Regions from separate parts of the Homo sapiens genome. Here all the other regions are linked to region 1. Evidence: chromatin loops called from intact Hi-C (ENCODE). Cell type or tissue: mammary epithelial cell. All regions are shown on one strand.

Region 1 (5,000 bases):
TGCCCAGGCTGGAGAGCAGAGGCACGATCTTGGCTCACTGCAATCTCTGCCTCGCGGGTTCAAGTGATTCTCCTGCCTCAGACTCCCGTGTAGCTGAGATTACAGGTGCGCACCACCACGCCTGGCTAATTTTTGTATTTTTTGTAGAGACAGGGTTTCAGCATGTTGCCCAGGCTGGTCTCAAACTCCTGACCTCAAGTGATCTGCCCACCTCAGCCTCCCAAGGTGCTGGGATTAAAGGTGTGAGTCACTGCACCTGGCTGAGTGGGTAAAACTTTAATATAGAAGTATAGTATTACATGAAAATAGTATAGAAGTATAGTATTACATGAAAATAGTATAGAAGTATAGTATTACATGAAAATAGTATAGAAGTATAGCATTACATGAAAATGGTATTATGGCTTTTTTGTATGAAAGGCCCAAATACAAAAGCATTTTAAAAGCTGTTCCTATTACCATAACCATGTTTTCACACTCTACTTAATAACAGACTTCTCATGCACATGCATTACAGATTGCATCCGTAGGTGGTCCATGTGTGGAAAAGACCACATACCCAGTCTTCAGAGATGGTTCTCTTGGGGCCACAGATTCAGTCTTCCTAGTTGGAAAACTCTGCATGTCCTTTCTAATTTGCATAGACCACAGGACACCTTTCTCGCATTTTAGTCCACACTTATATTGAAGTTGGGCAGGAAGACAGAATTCTAGTCCTAAAAATGAAATGCATAGTACAAGTATCTCACTTCCCTTGAACAGCCACGAGAGCATTGCTGACAGCAGGTTTTGCCCTCTTGTGGAGTTCTGCCCCTCCCCTGCCCCTTGCTTCTCCCCAGCCCTTTTCATCAGCACACGACAAGCGTCTTGGGCAGCACAGCCCTGCATAGAGCTCTGTGTCAAGGGCTATTGTGGCCTGGGGTCTCTTCCAGCATGGATTGGAGCTGTTTGTGCTTCGGAGCAAACTCTCTCCCCACTGACCCCAGTGTCCAAAGGAAATGAGGACTGCTGTTATCCTTAGTCACACTCCACTCTTCAGGAACCGCCCCCCCCCCCCGCCACAACATAAGAGTGCAAGACACTGACCACACTACACATTTTGATTACAAGTAGGCTTGTCAATAATCAACATTTACGTAGAAACAATTAACAAAATACACCAGTGTGAAATTTCTTTTTCAGATGCCCTACAAAAACAAGTATTTTAAATAGTCAACCAAATGGCAAAGTCCACCCGCTGTGCTAAGGGCCTACTGAGTCCCTCTTATTTCTAGCAACTCAGCTGGTCTGTCAATGTCCCCAGGAGCACGGAGGCAGAGAACATTCTGTAATGTCAACACAGGGACATGGCAACAATAAAAAAAGAAAAGTTTGGCTTCACAAGGATTAAAGCAACACAAATAACTATAAAGTTTCATTAACTATTCCCGATAAATTGACAAAATCAAGCTCACAGTGGTAGACAGCTGATTCTCAGTGGAAAAGGACAAAGGATCCGTCAGACATGTCTGGTGATACTGTAAATCAGCATAACCTTTGATGGGACACAGTCACGCAAAATGTGACAACCATAAAATTCTGACCAGCAATTCCACTTTTGAAAACAGCCCCAAAGAGACAGGACAAAGGTAAGAAAAGATAAATGTTTATCGCATTGCACTCTATACTAGGAGGACCTTTAAACGAATCCTATCAACCAAGGGATGCCTTAGCAAACCACACCATGCAGGCCCGCCATGGGGTTTTTCATGGATGTTCAAAATGCTTTGCTCATGCATGAATTTTTATATATGGGAGAACATAATGTATTCAGTATGATTTGCAATTAGCTGAAAAATGTGTACAGGTGCACACAGATCATGTTAGGAGTTAATTAAGCATGACAAATAATTGCTATTTAAAACTCTTGGGATTACTGCTGTAAAGTTGAATTTAAAACAAATTTTAAATTAGAAAAAAGAGGGGACACCTAGAGGGGAGTCTCACCCATGTGAACACTGTGTGTGGATCTAGAAGGCAGAGGGTAGTTCAGGCCACGACTTCTCAGCCTCAGCACTGCTGACATTTTCTGCCAGATAATTCTTTGTTGTGAGGGCTGTTCTGCGCATTATAAGATAATTTCCAGCATTGCCGGCCTCTACCCACTAGATGCCAGTAGCACCTTCCCAGTCGTGACAATCAAAAATATCTCCAGGCATCACCAAATGTCTGAGGTTTGGAGGCTGGGGGTCAAAATCACTCCTGTTGAAAGACCACTGGTGTAAGCCACCAACTCTCGACCTTAGCTATGGGAAGGGGACAGGAATTTAGGAGGGCTGGTGGGGAACCAGTAAGTGTGTGTGCACCCTTCAAAGAGGGCAGTCCTTATTTGGTCAGAAATTCAGAATGACATATCCTGATTTCTTTTTAATTTGCAGCTAATTCAAAGTTGAAACATAGTGGCAGTCTGAGTTTCATGTCTGTGGGTTATGGTAGGCGTCCACAAATTTTTTCTGCAAAGGGTCAGAGAGTAAACGTTTTCTGCTTTGTGGGAAAAACTCTGTGTTGAAACTACTCAACTCTGCCTTTGTAGGGGCAAGCCGCCATAGGGAATAGGTCAACGATGGGCATGGCTGTGTTCCAATTACACTTTGTCAACACTACGTGAATTTCTTGGACTTTTCTTGTCACAAAATGTTATTCTTTTTGTTTTCAACCATTAAATAGGTCATTATAGCTTTTAGTTCATGAACCTACAAAAACAGGGCCTGGATTTGGCCCGTGGGCCACTGCCCTGGGTGGCAGGGTGCCTGCTGCAGCAGGAGTAACTAGGGGCGTGCTGGAAATGGGGACAGAATCAGACTGGGGTGGACAGGCCAGCACAGGCTTTCCTCGCACACAGAGCATCAGCAGAGCAGCCGGAGGCATCCATACTGTGGGCCTCTCCTTTTTCATCTCTCCCCATCTCCTGCCTCCTCCAGACCCTTGCGTGGTGTTTTCACACCGCTGCCTCCCAAGACACCAGAAGGAACTTGTGGTCTTTTTATTTAAGCCACAGACTGGTTTCTCTGTCATTCTTTAAAAATTTTCTGCTCTTACTGTTAAAGAAAGGCCACTAACCTAGCTGTCTGCATGGATCCCAGGGTCTCAGAAAACTGGTTTATCCATTTTTAATAACCTTGCTAAAACACAAGTCTTCCTGTTTGTGTCCTCACAATGTCTCTGACAGTAAACAGGGAAAACACAGATGGCCTTCTCCAGCCACAGAGGCAGTCCCTGGTGCCCAGAGCGGGGACAGTTGGTGACTCGATCCAGGAGAGGAAGTCACCTGCGCCCTGAACTCTGAGGCTCACATCCTGTGAACCTGCTCAGGAGAGCTAAGGTGTGGCCCACCAGTGCCTTTTGGGGACTCATAGAAACAGCTCCTCTCACCTAGAAAGAAACAGAGCCACCATCTTCCCACCCCTCAAAGGTAATAAAACCATGGAAAATGATCAAAGGAGGCTGATGGAAGGGGAGAAAGGAATGAAAAGAAACAAGAAAACAATAGCAAGTGTTAAAAGATGAGAAGCTCTGGCAGTGGGGGAAAACAAAGCACAAGATAGGGGCAAGAGGAGAGAAAGGAAAGAAGAAATGAAACAGGAAGGGCTGGGTGGGGATTTGCAAATTGTCCAGCAAAAGACGCTTCCAGCTTTGATGATGAAGGAGCAGGGGCCAGAGGGCAACATCCTTATCTCTGGAATCCACTCACAGGAGCCATTGGGGATCCATTTTCTCTCCCATCAAATTCTTAGATTTTAGGTTCAGAAGCTTCATCTACATCCAGGTGTGAGACAGACAAGTTTGGGAGAACTTGTTCCAGGCTCTCCTCTCACCCACCTCCCACAGAATTTGAGAAAATTCCCCCAACTACAGGTGGGCAGGAGGGTTGAAAGAACAGCTGTGGGGGTACCCGTGCCCTCCCCCATCCTCGGGCCAAGACAGGAGGCAAGGCTAGAATCTCCCCATATGTTCATGAATCTGAAGGTGGGGTTGCCAAAGGCCCCATCTGGAACTCTGGGGACAGTGGGCTCACAGAAGAGCCCACACCATAGAAGGGGTGGAGAACAGGGAGAGCAGGGAGAGCAGACATCAGGGGCGGCATGAGAATTGGACGCATCTCTTTTGTTTGGTCCCTTCCTACACCTGGACTTGAGTGCAGGACAACGGGACAGGGGCATTGCCCTAGAGTCTTATTCCCCAGTGCCCTGCCTCGGGCCTCCCTCATTCCTTGGTGTACCAGAAGTCACTGTTCCGTAAACCAGGAGTACTGAGTCCTGGGTGGGTGGTGGGGGGGTGGCTGCAGCCGCTGGAGATGTTAGGAGGACAGAGCTTTGAGAGAGCAGCCACACCTTCCTGTGCCCACAGTAACGAGGCAGCAATTGGCTAAGGTAAGTGGTAGGTGACCCAACAGGGACAGGAGGGACCATAGTAAACACACGAGGCCAGAGACAAAAACACGGCCGGACAAATACATGACCCAGAGGATGCCACTGAGTGACCAACTCTGCCCCATGCACGCTGCGCCATTGAACATCCTCGGCACTCAGAGCCAGTCCCAGGCAGGACAGGGGAGGGCAAAACCCCAAATGTGACTGAGTCACAAACCTACGGCAACTCAGAAATCATCATACTGGGCTGAGGTTACTTTGAAGTGTCAGGTCTCAGGCTGGCAATTAATTTTAGTTTTAGGAAAGTAAAGTGATGTTTTGCACACCTGAGTGGGTGGCTTGCGAAGTTCATGCCTGCAATCCTAGTACTGATTCCTCAAACTCTCCTAGAAAAAATACCATCAGCCTTCCTGGCTGGCAAGTGCTGGGTTCACTGCACCTTGGGCCACTCACTCATTGCCTCGCCTGCCCTGATCTCACCAGCCTCCTAGTGGCCTCCCACAAAGGTCAAGGGAGTCACAGCTGACTCTGTCACTATAGTTACAGGAGGAGCCCAGTACTATCTCAGTGCTGAAGCCAGCAATCCACACT
Region 2 (5,000 bases), 580 kb after region 1:
AATAGAGAAAGAATATGCAAATGGCCAATAAGCACATGAAAAAATGTTCAACATCATTAGCCACCAGGGAAATGTAAACTGAAACCACATTAAGATACCACTTCACATTCAATAGGATGACTATAATCAGACATACAATACTAAGTATCGTGGAAAAATTATATGTGAAAAAATTAGATCCATCAAATTATACCACCATCTTTCCAAATGGGAAATCAGGGCAAAATACATAATCTGTTTCATTTACCCATTACCTAGCCCAGGGATGCTGTAATTACAGAAAGATGCCTCTGTTTCTATGGAGGAGGAGTACGGTGATACAAAGGATATAGAGAAAATGGAACCCTCACACATTCCTGGAAGGAAATGTAAAATGGTATAGCCACTTTGGAAAATACTTTGGCAGTTTCTCAAAAGGTGAAACATAGACTTTCCACATGGTGCAGCAATTCCACTCCTAGGTACATATCCAGAGGAAAACACCTATTCACACAAAAACTTGTATTAAATAGTACATGCATCAATGTTTACAACAGCATTCCTAACAGTCAAAAACCAGAAAAACCCAAAAGTCCATCCAATGATGAATGGAGAAACAAAATGTGGTATATCCATACAATGGAATGTTATTTAACCATGAAAAGGAATGAGTACATATAGCATAAAATGAACAAAATAGCCGGGCACAGTGGCTCACACCTGTAATCCCATCACTTGGGAGGCCACGATGGGCATATCACTTCAGGTCAGGAGTTTGAGATCTGCCTAGCCAACACAGTGAAACCCCGTCTCTACTAAAAATACAAAAATTATCCAGGCATGGTGGCAGGTGCCTATAATCCCAGCTACTTGGGAGGCTGAGGCAGGAGAATCACTTGAACCCAGGAGGCAGAAAGTTGCAATGAGCCAAGACAGCACCAGTGTACTCCAGCCTGGGTGACAGAGCGAGACACTGTCTCAAAAAAAAAAAAAAAAAAAATTAAAAGTAACGAACCTTGAAAACATTACATTAAGTGAAAGAAGCCAGTTGCTCCAAACATGAAATGCACAGACAAGGGAAAGCCACAGAGATCGAAAACAGGCTAATGATTAACTAAGTCTGCGGGATGAGAAGGGAAAGGTTGGGGGAAAAGGGAGAATAACTGTTAATGTGTACAGGGTTTCTTTTTGGGTTCATGAAAATATTTTGGAACTAGACAGTGGTGATGGCTGCACAATTCTGTAAATATACTAAAGACTACTGAATTGTATACTTAGATGAGTGAATTTTATAGTATGTAAATTATACTTAATGTCATACAAAAAAGATAAATATTTATCCAATTTTATCACATATCGTCTAGACCTTTACATAGCTTGAGAAAAAAAAACTAAGACAAAAAATATCAGAGTAATCTGAATATACAATTTACATGTAAAATTCTCTCAAAGCAAAGTTCCAAATTACCTTTTGTTCCTCCTTTCCGCCCTTTCTGGTCTCCTTTGGCCAAATCACCTGCATCTCGAAGCACTTGCATTGCAGTATTAAAATTATCTTCTCTGAAGTCACCCTGGAATCACAAATTTTTTCTGTGTAACTTCACTAATACTTAATCATAATTCAAACATTTTTCATACATAAGGCTTCCCCAAATAAAAATAATTTAGTATAATAATGAAAGCCACTAAAATAGTCCAAACATGATCTGTGGTAAGAGGTATTAAAAGGTGAAAAAGAAGGAATAAAAAATGAAGAAAAGCAAAACATAAGATATCTGAAACATGTCCAGAACCCCTATTCTCTAGGTATTTTTAAATACTGGGAAAGGAGGGAAATCTGATTCATGCATAAGAAAAACACAAGTCTCAAACATAATGTTTGAAATAAAAACACACAAAAAAATCAAGATCGATTGATTAAAACTAAGACAAACAAATGTATCTTTTCCATTCTTCTCTAATTCAAAATTTAAAAACAACAACAACAAGATATTAATAATAAAGTATGACATTATAGATTTAAAAAGGACAATTACTCTCTTACATTTTCATCAACCACAAGATGCAGGCCATCTCCCCCTGCTGGAAAAATGTAGTGTTGCAATGGAGTGGGCCGATAATCTGTGTAAATAACATGACAAGGCTGTAAAAAGAAAGAATTAAACATACAAAATTTTATTTCCTCAAAATAAAACTGTATCTTAGTCCAACCTAAAAGATCTTAAGAAAATCAAGTAATGAATTCAACATTTCAAAAAGAAAACACTTCAAAAAATTCACTAAAACCCAGGCAAGAGAAAAACGTAGAAAAATTAGGTCTATGAAATTATACTACCATCTTCCCAACTTACCAATTCCCTAACCAGGGCTAAATACATGACCTGAGCATCAACTACCCATTACCTAGCCCTGGAATGCTGTAATTACGGAAAGATGCTTATTTTTCTATAGAGGAGGTATACGGTGATACAAAGGATCCATGAAGTAAAATGGAACTTTTCTGCCCCACCCAGGCTTTTCAAAACCTTAGTATAAAGCAGCACTTGATCTAGCTTCTCCCCAAGATCCATTGGATTTTTCTATCCTACAGAAGCAATATGGGAGAATGCCATAAAAACACGATCAGGGAGCTTATAAACAGATAAGTTCATGAGAACATCAGTGTAAAGGAAAATTAAGGGCAGAAAAATAAAAGCAAGAATAAATTCAGTATACATAAACAAATGCCTATTACAAGCATATACAGACGCTAAAGTCAGACTAGAAAGGCAATAACAGAAAGTCAGTAAAAAGTCTGTGTTTACATGAGAAAAATCAAATCAAATGCTCCAGAGATGCCCAGCTTTTCCTGGCACCAAGGCATTAGGGGAAATTCTGTGTACTCATGGATAACTATTTGAGTAAATGCAGTAGTTTCTAAACCTGGCAGATCATCAGATCAACTTGGGGAATTTTTAAAATTGGAGTTCCCAAGGCACTATTACCTGAGATTTAGATATAGTGGGTTTGAGATGGGGCTCAGAAATCAACATTTCTAAAAAGTCAGTCAGTTGATTTTGATAAGCTGCTTGATTTGAGAAGCAGTTTACCATTAAAATGTTTTTTTTATTATTCTGGACAACATCAGGAGAAAAGCAAAGGGAGAGTAAAGCAAGACTAATCTGTAACATTTTGAATATTGAAGACATCAAAAAAGGAGGAAAAAATACCTGTTTATGTAAATGGCAAATCCATTCAGCAAACTGTCGGGCATTTGGAATAGTAGCCGAAAGAAAGACATAGTGGACGTTATCAGGAAGCAAAATAATAGTTTCTTCCCATACTACACCACGTTCTGAAAAAAATAAATATATACTTTGGACTATAGTTGGACTACAGTGTCACTCTGTGATAATATCTAAAATTATATTCTCTGAAGCTTTATAGTTAGAAATGCAGACTTTACTCAAGAATATTTTAAGCCACAGAACCTTACTGAAAACTATTTCTCACCATTAATCTATCCAGTAGAAAATTAGTAGACTAAACCACTATAAATACAATGTACTCTGAAATAGCCTACAAAGAGCAATTCCAGGGTTAATCTTTCCAAACAACCTAACAAGAGCCTCAATGACAAGGCAGCGGAACAGTATTTCTACTGCACATTGAAAAGTAATGGTTACTAACTTGTAGAAAGTTATAGCAACACATTTAGAAGATACTATTCCTATTCCAGACGGCATCGTTCACCCAAATTATCCTTGTGATCCTCTGGAGATGAAAGAAAGACTTGATGAAAGATAAAACCGTAAGTCATTTTTTATTAAAACGGAAAAAGTTTGACAGCTTCCCTCCTAAAATAGACAAATCAACAAAGGATTTCTGATTCTAAAACCAAAACAACTCTGTTAAGAGCTTAATTTTATAAATTTGGAAAGGGTGAAATATTCAAAGGGTAAATGATTTCTTAAATTCTATTGCTTTCTCCATAAATACAGGCTGATTTAGTGAGCTAGTTTAAATAAAAACTAAATCTTATTTTAAGCGTGTACATATTAAACATTTAACTTTTCAATGTGTTTGTTAACGTTAGCCCTGCCAGCACCCTACAAATTCCAAGCATACTTACTTTTTCATTACGAGAGCGTAACAGCCTAAGTAAGGGGCATTTGTAAGTTTTTCTTTTTGTTCATTTTTATTTCATAATCCTCACTTTTTGTTTTTACCATAAACACATATTTCATAGTTACTGAACTAAATAAAAATCAGGAAAGTTAACTTTGCAAGCTAGAAGTTTTAGAAATTCTGTAACATTAGTTCTACTGGTGAGCTATTAGAAGCACGCCATCTTTTAATTTCTTTTGCTTTATTTGAATTTGCATTTCTCACCCAGCAAAAGTTACTATTAAAGAGCTGTACTTGAATGAAATCTTAATGGAAAAATAATATCATGTTGTCCACTATTTAAAGAAGCAAGGCTGGGTGCGGTTCACGCCTGTAATCCCAGCACTTTGGGAGGCCAAGGTGGGAGGATCACTTGAGTCCAGGAGTTCAAGACCTGCCTGCTCAACGTTGTGAGACGCCATCTCTACTAATAAAATAAATAAAAATTAGCCAGACATGGTGGTACACGTCTGTAGTTCCAGCTACTTGGGGGACTGAGATGGAGATCAAGGCTGCAGCGAACCATGATCCTACCTAGGATCCTACCTAGGATCATGCACTTCAACCTAGGCAACAGAGTGAAACTCTGTTTCAAAAATAAATAGGTAAATAAAAATAAAGAAACAACAGTTTATTAGAACCCTAGCCACACAAAAACTAGAAGCAAAGTTTAACAATAACTTGCTCAAAATTCCTAATGTCATTCTGAAGGGAAATACATGATATACATTTCAACACTGAATATACCTGAATCTCTCATATAATGAATTTCATCAAATATAACCCAAGCAACTTCTCTCATAACTTCGGAACCTCTGTAAAGCATACTTCTCAAAATCTAAAGAAAAAAGTAAAAAATGTATTTAGTTGGATTC
Region 3 (5,000 bases), 690 kb after region 1:
CCCAGAAAGCTTCTCTAGGAAGAAGTCTGGTATCTGAGTCCTCTCCACAGGTTCAATTGCTCCTCCCATAATGTTGCTCCTCCCAACAATAGTCTGAGAGACAGTAAGGCCTGGCACCACTCCCAGTGTTTCTTAGCTCGTCTCCCATGTTAGAGATGAGATTATTTATTTATTTTTCTTTTGAGACGGAGTGTTGCTGTGTTGCCCAGGCTGGAGTGCAGTGGCATGATCTTGGCTCACTATAACCTCCCCCTCCCAGGTTCAGGCGATTCTCGATTCTCGTGCCTCAGCCTCCCAAGTAGCTGGGATTACAGGTGTGTGCTATCACCCCCAGCTAATTTTTGTATTTTTAGTAGAGATGGGGTTTCACCATGTTGGTCAGGCTGGTCTCAAACTCCTGACCTCATGTGATCCACCTGCCCTGGCCTTCCAAAGTGCTGGGATTACAGTCGTGAGCCACCACGCCCGGCCCAAATGACATTATTTAGGGCAGAATAGAGAGCTTGCTCAGAGTTATGGGGAAATAGGAGGAACAGTGGTCAGAACCCAAAATCCATTCCTTTTCTTTCACCTGCATCTCTAGGAGACACCATCCCACCATCTACTAAATTTTCATAGACAGAAACTTGTACTTTGAGCAGACACATTTATCAGCTTTCTTCTGGAATGAGGTTAGGTGGCTGAACCTGCTCTTGGTTTGGCACCCAGTAGCCTCGCCTCTGGAAAACACCAGGGTTGAGGGTACCTGAGCTTTCTGCCGTTGCTAAGTGCCTGTGAGGTTGATTATGGGCTACTTGTGCTCCTGCAGCCCCTTCTCCTATAGGGTCAGAGACCCTCAGGAAGATTCACTCAGGCCACAGAAGGGCTCCAGCTTCTACCAGGACGGGAGTCTGTGGACTAAACCCGAGGCGCCTTGAGGAAACTGCCACGCCCGGTCGGCCTGGGCGTCCCCATTCCAGCTTTAATTTCCCTGAGTTTATCACCCTGAAGGAGCGGACGCAGGAAGCAGGGAAAAACCAAGGACTGGGCTGCCGGCGGGGCAGAAGGCCAGAAGCTAATGACCTAAAACGGAACAGGCTGTGAGCAATTCGATCAAACTCGAAATGCAACTTTCCAACAATGTTCTTAAACCGCTGTAGCCCCAGCTTGCTTGGCTTGGGGTGAAAAGTGTGGGAGAAAGTCTTCACGGCCTGCAGACTTGCTTGCCGACTGAGGTTGATCCGGCAGTTTTCCGTTTTGTTTTGAGCGCGAAAGCGTGGCTGGCTGGTGGAGCTCCAATCTATTCCGCAGCACAAACGGCCCTTCTGAGGCTCTGCTCCCCGAGGCTGGCGGAAGGAAGGGCACTGGCTACTCCGGTACCCACCGAAACAAAACCGACAAACGCAACCGAATTAACACTATTGCTTGTTTGGGTCACTGAAGAAAACTTTTCCCGTGTCGACAGAATTCTAGCCCGACTTTCGTTTGGAACTCAGGATCAGACCTTTACAAAATTACCGACCTGGGTTAGAGGTGCCCGCACGTGTCGAGACCATCTGGCCAAGGACAGAGAGATGCCCCCTGGGAGAATGTTTTAACCGGCGCAGCGGAGCCGCTTGGCTGCGCCCGCCGCAGCCCTACTCCCACTCCGTGCACCGGGCTCCGCAGTGACCCGGGCTCCGCAGTGACCCGGGCTCCCGCAGCGACCCGGGCTCCGGTTGCCCAGGTAACGCAGGACGCAGGCGCGAAAGGCGGGTGCCTGGCGCGCGCTGCAGCTCCCCCTCCCCCCGGCGGGCCGCGGAGGCGACGCGCTGCCTGCGCCCTGAGGCGAGTGGTTCTCCAGCCGGAAAATCGCGGCTCCGGTGCCGCTCTGGGCTCAGCCAGTGAGAGGCCGGGGGTGTGGTAGAGAGAAGGAGCCGGCCGGGTACTTAGGACCGCGCCAGCCTCTGAGCCCGGCCTCCTTCGCACTTTCGAGTGCGCGTTTGCTGCCCGCCGCAGCCCGGGCGTTGAAGGTAGTAAAGCGGCCACCCGGCCGCATCATGGTGACCCCCTGTCCCACCAGCCCCTCGAGCCCCGCCGCCCGAGCGGGGAGGCGGGACAACGACCAGAACCTTCGCGCCCCGGTGAAGAAGAGCAGGCGTCCGCGCCTCCGGAGGAAGCAGCCGCTGCATCCCCTGAACCCGTGCCCGCTCCCGGGAGACTCCGGCATTTGCGACCTGTTCGAGTCCCCCAGCTCCGGCTCAGACGGCGCAGAGAGCCCCTCTGCGGCGCGGGGTGGTAGCCCCCTGCCCGGCCCGGCCCAGCCCGTGGCGCAGCTAGATCTACAGACCTTCCGCGACTACGGCCAGAGCTGCTACGCCTTCCGCAAGGCGCAGGAGAGCCACTTCCACCCGCGGGAGGCGCTGGCACGGCAGCCACAAGTGAGGTGCTGGTAGAGCCAGCTCCACGCCGCCGCTCTTCCTCTCCTCCCAGGCTCTCTCCTCTCCTGCCGGCTCGGCCCTCCGAGCGCCCGGGCCCGCGACAGCCCAGGTCCCGCCCCGAGTCGAAGCACAAGGGGCCGTGGAGGGGCGTCACCGGCCTCATTTTACAGATGGAGAAAAGTGGGGCGTAGACGGCTTGAGGGACTTGCCCCGTCCCAAGCTGGCTACTGGGGCACGGTAGAGAGGAATTCGTTTCCGGGTTGAGTCTGGACTCCTACCGAACTCGGGCAAGTTATTTAACACCCCTGAGCTTCTTTCTTCATCTGCAAAATGGAACCCCTCCCCTTCCTTTGAATTGCTGAGCCCATTACGCGAGGTAACGTGTACGACGCTCTCTGCACAGCGCCAGGTCCCAATCCCGGTGTTCCGGCTCAGCACGGCCCACGCGTTTCCCAGTTTCCATTGCGTTTCTCTTTCTGAAATCTTCTTGCCCCTCTCCTGGGAAGCTCCCCGATTCTTCTTGGCCCTTCCTTCCCTTCCACAGTCCCTCTCCACCCTAAGCCCAGCGGGCCCGCCTCCCCCCTCCTTCCCGGCAGGTGACGGCGGAATCCCGCTGTAAGCTGCTCAGCTGGCTGATCCCGGTGCACCGCCAATTCGGCCTCTCCTTCGAGTCGCTGTGCCTGACGGTGAACACTCTGGACCGCTTCCTCACCACCACGCCGGTGGCTGCAGACTGCTTCCAGCTGCTTGGGGTCACCTCCTTGCTCATCGCTTGCAAACAGGTACCTGGGGTATCAAACAGGTACACGCGGCATCTGGGGACGCAGCCAAACTCCCCCGCCACTCCCTGGCCGCCCGTCTTTCCAGCGCGCACGATTCAGTGCTGGGTTCCCAGAACTCATTTTATCAGACATTTGCATACGCATATATCCCTTAGCCTTAACTTCACAATTTCTCCACAAACGAAAAATCCTGTCACTCGGCTTCCAAAGAAATAGCCTAATAGACTAATAGCTGTAATCAGTCCCAAATAGCTCTTTTGGCACCTCTAGTCTAGCCTCCGAAAAAGCCTTCAAAATTTCCCAAGCTTTTTTTTTTTAGTTGGACAGTAGTTAGATCAACTGCGCTGGAAGTACGCTCTAGGTCACTTACGTGGAAGCAGTGGAGAGGCAGAGCCCCGGCTGTCTCTCTGGAAGGGATGGGGAAAGTCCGGGCGTCATACTGGGGTGGGCCTGGGGCCCGGGAAGCCGCAAAGCGGGGTTGAGTGCGCCCTGTGTTGCAGGTGGAGGTGCACCCGCCGCGCGTGAAGCAGCTTCTGGCCCTCTGCTGCGGCGCCTTCTCCCGGCAGCAGCTCTGCAACCTCGAGTGCATCGTGCTGCACAAGCTGCACTTCACCCTGGGTGCGCCCACCATTAGCTTCTTCCTGGAGCATTTCACGCACGCTCGCGTGGAGGCGGGGCAGGCTGAGGCCTCCGAAGCTCTGGAAGCGCAAGCCCTGGCGCGGGGGGTGGCAGAGCTGAGTCTGGCCGACTATGCCTTCACCAGCTACTCCCCTTCCCTCCTGGCGATCTGCTGCCTGGCGCTGGCGGACCGCATGCTGCGGGTCTCGCGGCCCGTGGACTTGCGACTGGGAGACCACCCGGAGGCGGCGCTGGAGGACTGTATGGGCAAGTTGCAGCTGCTGGTGGCCATAAACAGTACTTCCTTGACTCACATGCTGCCCGTTCAGATCTGCGAGAAGTGCAGCCTGCCCCCGAGCTCGAAATAAAACAGATCCTTCGTTTCCTTTTAGTCCCTGGCCCGGCTGCTGGACCTCTCCCGTAGCCTCAGAAGAGTGCAGTACTGGTCCACAGAGAAGGCTTCAGGACCTGCTTGGTCAGCTGCAGGTTGTAAATAGTGTACGATACTAGCATCTGGTATTTTATTTATTTTGCAGCGAGCACATGAGGAAGCTGAGTCTTTCACCAATAAACAGTTGTGGTTTGTCTAAATCCTGCAAGTGTCTGTCTGCGGGGAGGGAAGGTGAATTCAGCTCAGGAATGGTGGTTGGCAACGTTTGCGGGATTTTCCCTTCCCTCTGGGTCCACTCTGTAATTGGGATCTCTGTGGAAACACCAGGTCAGGTGAGGTCCTGGATACTGAATTCCAGAGATTAGTGGAGTCAGGCTTACCTGATGGCTTGGGTCCTGTGACCCTCGAATAGAACCTCTATGCTGTCCAGAGGGTTGCACTTGCTGGTGAGGCAGATGTGGGGCTGGGAAGCTTTGGGGACCACACAGGCACACAAGCAGAAGTGGGGGAAAGCCATATCCAGGCATGAGAAATCCCGTGTTCAAATGGAGCATGTTGGAAACCAAGGATTTGACTGTGGTCACAGCCATTGCAGGTTGAGCCCATTTACCCTGCAATCACGTGGTCCAACTGTTCATGCTACGACATGTGAGCCCAAAGTAACTGGCATAATAGTCATAATGGCTATATTGAGCATTAAGTATGTCCTAAGTACTGTGTTCAGCATTTATTTCATTCTTCCAGCAACTCTATGGAGCAGAGTCTATTATCCCATTTTTCAGAGGAGGATGCTGGAGCACAGAACCATTA
Region 4 (5,000 bases), 510 kb after region 1:
CATTCGTGAAATAAGAACAATTTCTTAACCTTTAGTATGCTAGGAAAAATCATCACTGTCATTTATTTTCTAGGGCCAAAGGACTCTTTTAATTATTTTTCAGTTATTTTACAAATAATCTGTAGAATAAAGATAATGAAAAACAATTTTACTAGAAATCTTAATTAGAATGTACTCATAAGAAGAACCACATTTTTTTATTTTTATGTTTTAATTTTTTAAAGTTTTTATATTATAGTAGAGATGGGGTCTTGCTATGTTGTCCAGGCTGGTCTAGAACTCCTGAGCTCAAGTAGTCCTCCCACCTCGGTCTCCCCAAATGCTGGGATTACAGGTGTGAGACACTACACCTGGCCAGAAGACTCACATTTTAATTCATATTTTCCAAAGGCTGAAAGTGTATATAACCAAGATGGGCAAGAGCCTTTAAATGCAACAAACTGCTGCTCACCAATTGTCATCCACAAATCTGAAAAATATCCATCTAGGAAATACAATTCTAGATTTCAAGTACATCTCTAACAGGTAGGTACTAGCTCATCACTACGTCTGTTTCTTCTTGCACTTGCACTGTCAAAATGTACAAGTCCAGATTTACATCTCTTTTAAGTTCTAGCTTATTACTTTTGATTCCTCTTTTGCATCATCAAAATACAGTTTTTTAAACTGACAACTTGATTTTGTTGAGAGGAAGGTCATCTTCTTTGCTCCATAATTGTGAAACATTTTCATATACAGACTTATAAGGACAATATATTTATTATTACAAAGATTAGAATGATCAATTCAACAGGTTTTAAAAAATTTCTTCATCATCTCTTTCCAATTTCCTTATATACACAACTGTGTATTTGACCACTTGTGGACCATATAAGGAAACTTTGGTGCACAAATAATAAAAGATGAAAGACTATTATTACAAGTCCTTTTAGCAAAATGAGATGGTCCAGGTTCTTATCATAGACGTTACATAACTAGGCCCTTTCTGTTGAATGATTACATGAATAATAATCTCATATATATATATATCCCTAGAAATATATTGTTCAGCAGAGCACAGTGGCTCCTGGCTCATTTGGGAAGCTGAAACAGGTAGATCTCTTGAGCCCAGGAGTTCAAGACTAGCCTAGCAACATGGCAAAACCCTGTCTCTACAAAGCAATACAAAAATAAGCTGAGCGTGGTGGCACACGCCTGTAGTCCCAGCTACTCAGGAGGCTGAGGTGGGAGGATCACTTAAGCCCAGGAGGTCAAGACTGCACTGAGCCATGATCTTGCCACTGCATTCCAGCCTGGGTGACAGAGCTAGACCTTGTCTCAAAATAAATAAATAAATAAATAAATAAATAAATAAATAAATAAATAAATAAAAATATTGTTCATGCACTAGTTATTATGTCTGAGAATTTACTTAGGGTCTGAGACTTTGCTTATATAATCAATCTCACCATTATCACTTTGACTACAGTGCTTTTTGTCCCTTTGTGTTTATCTTCTGATTTGAGTAATAACTGCAAAATATCTTCACTTATTTTTCTTCTTGGGTGGAAAATGAAAAATTCTGAATTTGCAACTGTGTTCAATTCAAGCTAAAAAAGAAACACTACAAAGATGATGTTTCTAGACTTCTATAATCAGGGTTCAATTGACCCATACAATAACTGTACTGTATTATTAAAAAAGTAAACTTTGCCTTTATTTTTTGCAAAGTCTTTAAAAAAGAATAAAGCCATGAACTATTATAATCTTTACTAACAGTTAAAATATTTATAAATAAAAGTCAAAAACTAAATTTGGGTCTCTAGTGTTAAGCTTAAGAGTTAAGTCAAGCAAAGAGTGCAACAATACAAACGAGGAAAGACTATTTCAAGAAGCTACAGTCTAACATTGGGGGCAGACAAGTAAGGTGATAATCACAGAACAGTGGTTTAACAGAGTGCTCTAATAATTGATTTATACAAGTGTTATGAGGAAAAAAAGGTGAGGAGCCTAAAACCAGATTGAAGAAGTTCAGAGCAAGTTTCGAAGTTCTTTGCAAAAATATGCAAGAATCGCAGGATATGGGGTGGGGGTGAAAGGTCATATGAAGCAAAAGGAAAAGCATGTGTGGGGTGTGGCAACAGACTGCTGGAGAGGGAGAGTAACAATATACTAAATTATGGAATCTATTCTAAAAGCAATAAGGAATCACTGAGGGACTTTTACCAAATAGAATGGCACAAAGGGGCTGGGTGCTGGGTGAAGTGGCTCACACCTGTAATCCCAGCAATTTGGGTGGTAAGGTGGGCGGACTGCTTAATTACAGGAGTTCAAGACCAGCCTGGGCAACATAGCAAGACCCTATCTCTACAGAAACTTAAAAAAGAAATTAGCCAGGCTTGATGGCACACACTTACAGTCCCAGGTTCTTGGGAGACTGAGGCAGGAAGATCACTTGAGCCTGGCAAGTTGAGGCTGCGGTGAGCCGAGATTGCACCACTGCACCCCAGCCTGGGCAACAGAGCAAAATCCCATCTCAAGAAGGAAAGAGGAACGACATACCAGATTTGTGCTTTGGGTTTTGAAAACTCAAGAAGGGAGGCAACGAATAATCAGGAGGGCAACTGCAGTAATTGAGGCCAAAAATAATGAGGGATACACATTAGCCAGTGGCAATGTTTAAAAAGGCAAAATGGGTGAGAGAAGGAGTCTAGGATGATGCCCCAGTTTTTGCAAATTTGGGGGAAAGTTAACAAACTTTGATATAATATTGTTATTACTATAAATGAAAAATGTATCTTGGAATAAAATCAATTTCCATTCTTTCAACACAAAATCTAGTTGTAGATATCTAAAGGAAATTAATTTCTATATTAATTGTAAAACAGGTAATTATTAGAAGGAAATAATCCCAATAACATTAGCATATAAATCAGTAGACCAGTACTGCAGTTTAGATTTAATCCTGGATATGTTATTAATTAAAATCCAATAGCACATTATCCTGTGATAACAACTAACTAGGGCTGGGTAGTCACTGCCCCCTTTTGGTGGCTAAGAGTTGTCCTGTTCACCACAGTCTCCTGGTTCTATGAAGACATCTGAGTCTGTAACATCTGGACAGATGAACGATATAATTACATTTTTACCAAGAAAGTCTGAAATCATTTACAAGGCCTGTAATTCTCTAGTCCTGTCCATCCTGGCCATGCTGAGTACATAAAAAACTGTTTCAAAAGTGTCTTTTATATATTCACTGAGAATTATGATCATCACTATATGGACAAAACAAGATATATCTTCAGACTGGATATTGCTTGAGCTACCAGTTTATGACTTTCCAGTTAAGGAGGACAGAGGCAAGCTGGCTCCTAAGGCAGGAGACATTCCTCGTGGTGGGAAATAACGAACACATTTTTTAGAACAGTATCATAAATTGTATTTTCTAAAGATGGCCACAACAGCATCTCCTATACCACATTCTTCTAGAATTGCACTGATCTATAAAGACTGCCATGTGCATACGTGGAAATTTCAATTTCAATTAAAATGATATAAATTATAAAATTCAGTTCCTTTGTCTAAGCACACATCAAATGCTAAATAGTGGCTACTATACTGAACAGTGTAGACACAGAACAATCCAATTATCACAGAAAGCCATACTGAACAATAGCCACTTCCCCATCAAGAGTTGGAATCTAATTATCCCCCACTTGAATCCAGGAGGGTTTATGACTCACCTGTAATCAAGAGAATGTGGTGGAAATGATGGTGTATGATAACAAAGCTAGGTTACAAAAGGTAAAGCTAGGTCAGAAAAGGCAACCTTAGCCAGCTAGAAGACTCACACTGGAGCCTTCAGCTACCATGTAAGCATCCTGAGGCTGCTGCCATACTGTGAAGAAGCCCAAACCAGCCCACATGGAGAGACCACATGGAGAAGCTCTAACAGAGAGAGAGAGGTCCTAACATTCCCCAGCCGCTCCGGACTCCTACTGTTTCAGCTTAACCACCTGTCTGACGGCAATCCTGGGGGACAGAGCCAGAACCATCCAAATGAGCTCTTCCTGAATTTCTGACCCATAAAAACAATAAGAGGATAAAGTCACTGTTGATGTTGTAAATAATTTAGTTTTGAGGTCATTTGTGACAAAAGATTACTGAAACAGAAAATAATATAACCAGTTTTAATCTGTGGCTTATAATAAGTTCTGTTGTAAAATCCTATTATTAGCCCAAAATCTCATTACAATTTGCTATGCACGTAACAAGATAATGGTTACTAGGCTAAGTTTCAAGGTGGGAAAATGTTAATAATTTTTAAAAAGTATACAAAATTATATATAAGCTAAGATTATGTAAAAATCCCACAAGGCATTAAAAAAAGTCAAAGGAAATACATACAAATGCTAGGAGCGCTTGTGTTAATTACTGAGATCTAAGATTTTTCTAATTTCTCAATTTCATGGTTCAAAACTGTATTTAGTGTGGAAGATATTGTACAAACTTTATATTTTTAAGAAAGCTCTTTTTTCCTAAAGATAATGGTTATTTTTAAAATCACTTAAAACTGCGAGGCGGAGTTGCAGTGAGCTGAGATTGCGCCAGTGCACTCCAGCCTGGGCAACAGTGAGACTCCATCTCAAAAAAAATAAACAAAAATTAAAATTAAAAATGAAAAAAAAAATGAACTTTCTAGAACAATAACCAGATTTTACCTGCTTATCTCACAAGCCACTCGTCCTTTCATCTCTATTACATCAGAAGAAGTAGCAAATCCCAACCTTCTTAAAACACGTTTGCGACATTTGAGTTCATCCATTTGTAGGACTGTTCTTGCTTTCTTCAGTTCTCGCTTTGCAGATTTAATATCTATTGCAATCTAAAGCACATGAAAGTATAAAGAAAGTTCAATAATAAAGTGAACAATGTACAAGGAGATTTATTCATGAAATCAAACAAAAAATATTTTTAAAGAACATCTTACAGTATACTTCTGGGTTAAAGCTTCAGTGCTG

Evidence for each region. A loop is a pair of places that touch in the nucleus more often than their neighbours do. Peaks named below come from ENCODE experiments on the same cell type or tissue, not always from the same donor. Only the 100,000 strongest peaks of a DNase experiment are listed, where the experiment ranks them.
Region 2: it touches region 1 in a loop (4-fold over the local background); 6 of 110 quality-filtered maps call a loop at or near these places.
Region 3: a loop joins it to region 1, with 3 times the contacts of the local background. A loop is called at or near these places in 2 of 110 quality-filtered maps.
Region 4: it touches region 1 in a loop (5-fold over the local background); 6 of 110 quality-filtered maps call a loop at or near these places.

The regions. Positions count from the first base shown.
Region 1 is chr5:55,918,112-55,923,111 of GRCh38, reverse strand. IL31RA (interleukin 31 receptor A) reads right to left here. Exons shown (of 15, transcript NM_139017.7): 15 at 262-5,000. Among named protein-coding and RNA genes, the nearest start is that of IL31RA, 69 kb to the right of the region's middle. RefSeq lists an enhancer at 1-280. In mammary epithelial cell, a CTCF peak has its summit at 2,144 (motif pointing right); no DNase peak of the experiment used is centred here.
Region 2 is chr5:55,341,644-55,346,643 of GRCh38, reverse strand. MTREX (Mtr4 exosome RNA helicase) reads right to left here. Exons shown (of 27, transcript NM_015360.5): 7 at 4,873-4,963; 8 at 3,189-3,313; 9 at 2,024-2,122; 10 at 1,448-1,550. LOC124900979 (a long non-coding RNA gene) reads left to right here and starts at 3,493. Exons shown (of 2, transcript XR_007058774.1): 1 at 3,493-3,769. In mammary epithelial cell, a CTCF peak has its summit at 2,065 (motif pointing left); no DNase peak of the experiment used is centred here.
Region 3 is chr5:55,230,542-55,235,541 of GRCh38, reverse strand. CCNO (cyclin O) reads left to right here and starts at 1,934. Exons shown (of 3, transcript NM_021147.5): 1 at 1,934-2,399; 2 at 2,996-3,181; 3 at 3,682-4,390. The coding sequence starts at 2,019. The coding sequence ends at 4,167. It overlaps CCNO-DT (CCNO divergent transcript), which reads right to left and starts at 1,648. Exons shown (of 5, transcript NR_185977.1): 1 at 1,502-1,648. It overlaps LOC124900978 (a long non-coding RNA gene), which reads right to left. Exons shown (of 2, transcript XR_007058773.1): 2 at 4,903-5,000. RefSeq lists silencers at 1,628-1,837, 1,707-2,001, 2,248-2,327 and enhancers at 2,476-3,115, 3,636-3,715, 3,116-3,755. In mammary epithelial cell, a CTCF peak has its summit at 2,374; DNase peaks (open chromatin) are centred at 1,831 and 2,771; H3K4me3 peaks cover 3,248 bases; H3K27ac peaks cover 883 bases.
Region 4 is chr5:55,405,289-55,410,288 of GRCh38, reverse strand. MTREX (Mtr4 exosome RNA helicase) reads right to left here. Exons shown (of 27, transcript NM_015360.5): 22 at 4,701-4,864. LOC124900977 (a long non-coding RNA gene) reads right to left here. Exons shown (of 2, transcript XR_007058772.1): 2 at 4,905-5,000. Among named protein-coding and RNA genes, the nearest start is that of MTREX, 100 kb to the right of the region's middle. In mammary epithelial cell, a CTCF peak has its summit at 3,024 (motif pointing left); no DNase peak of the experiment used is centred here.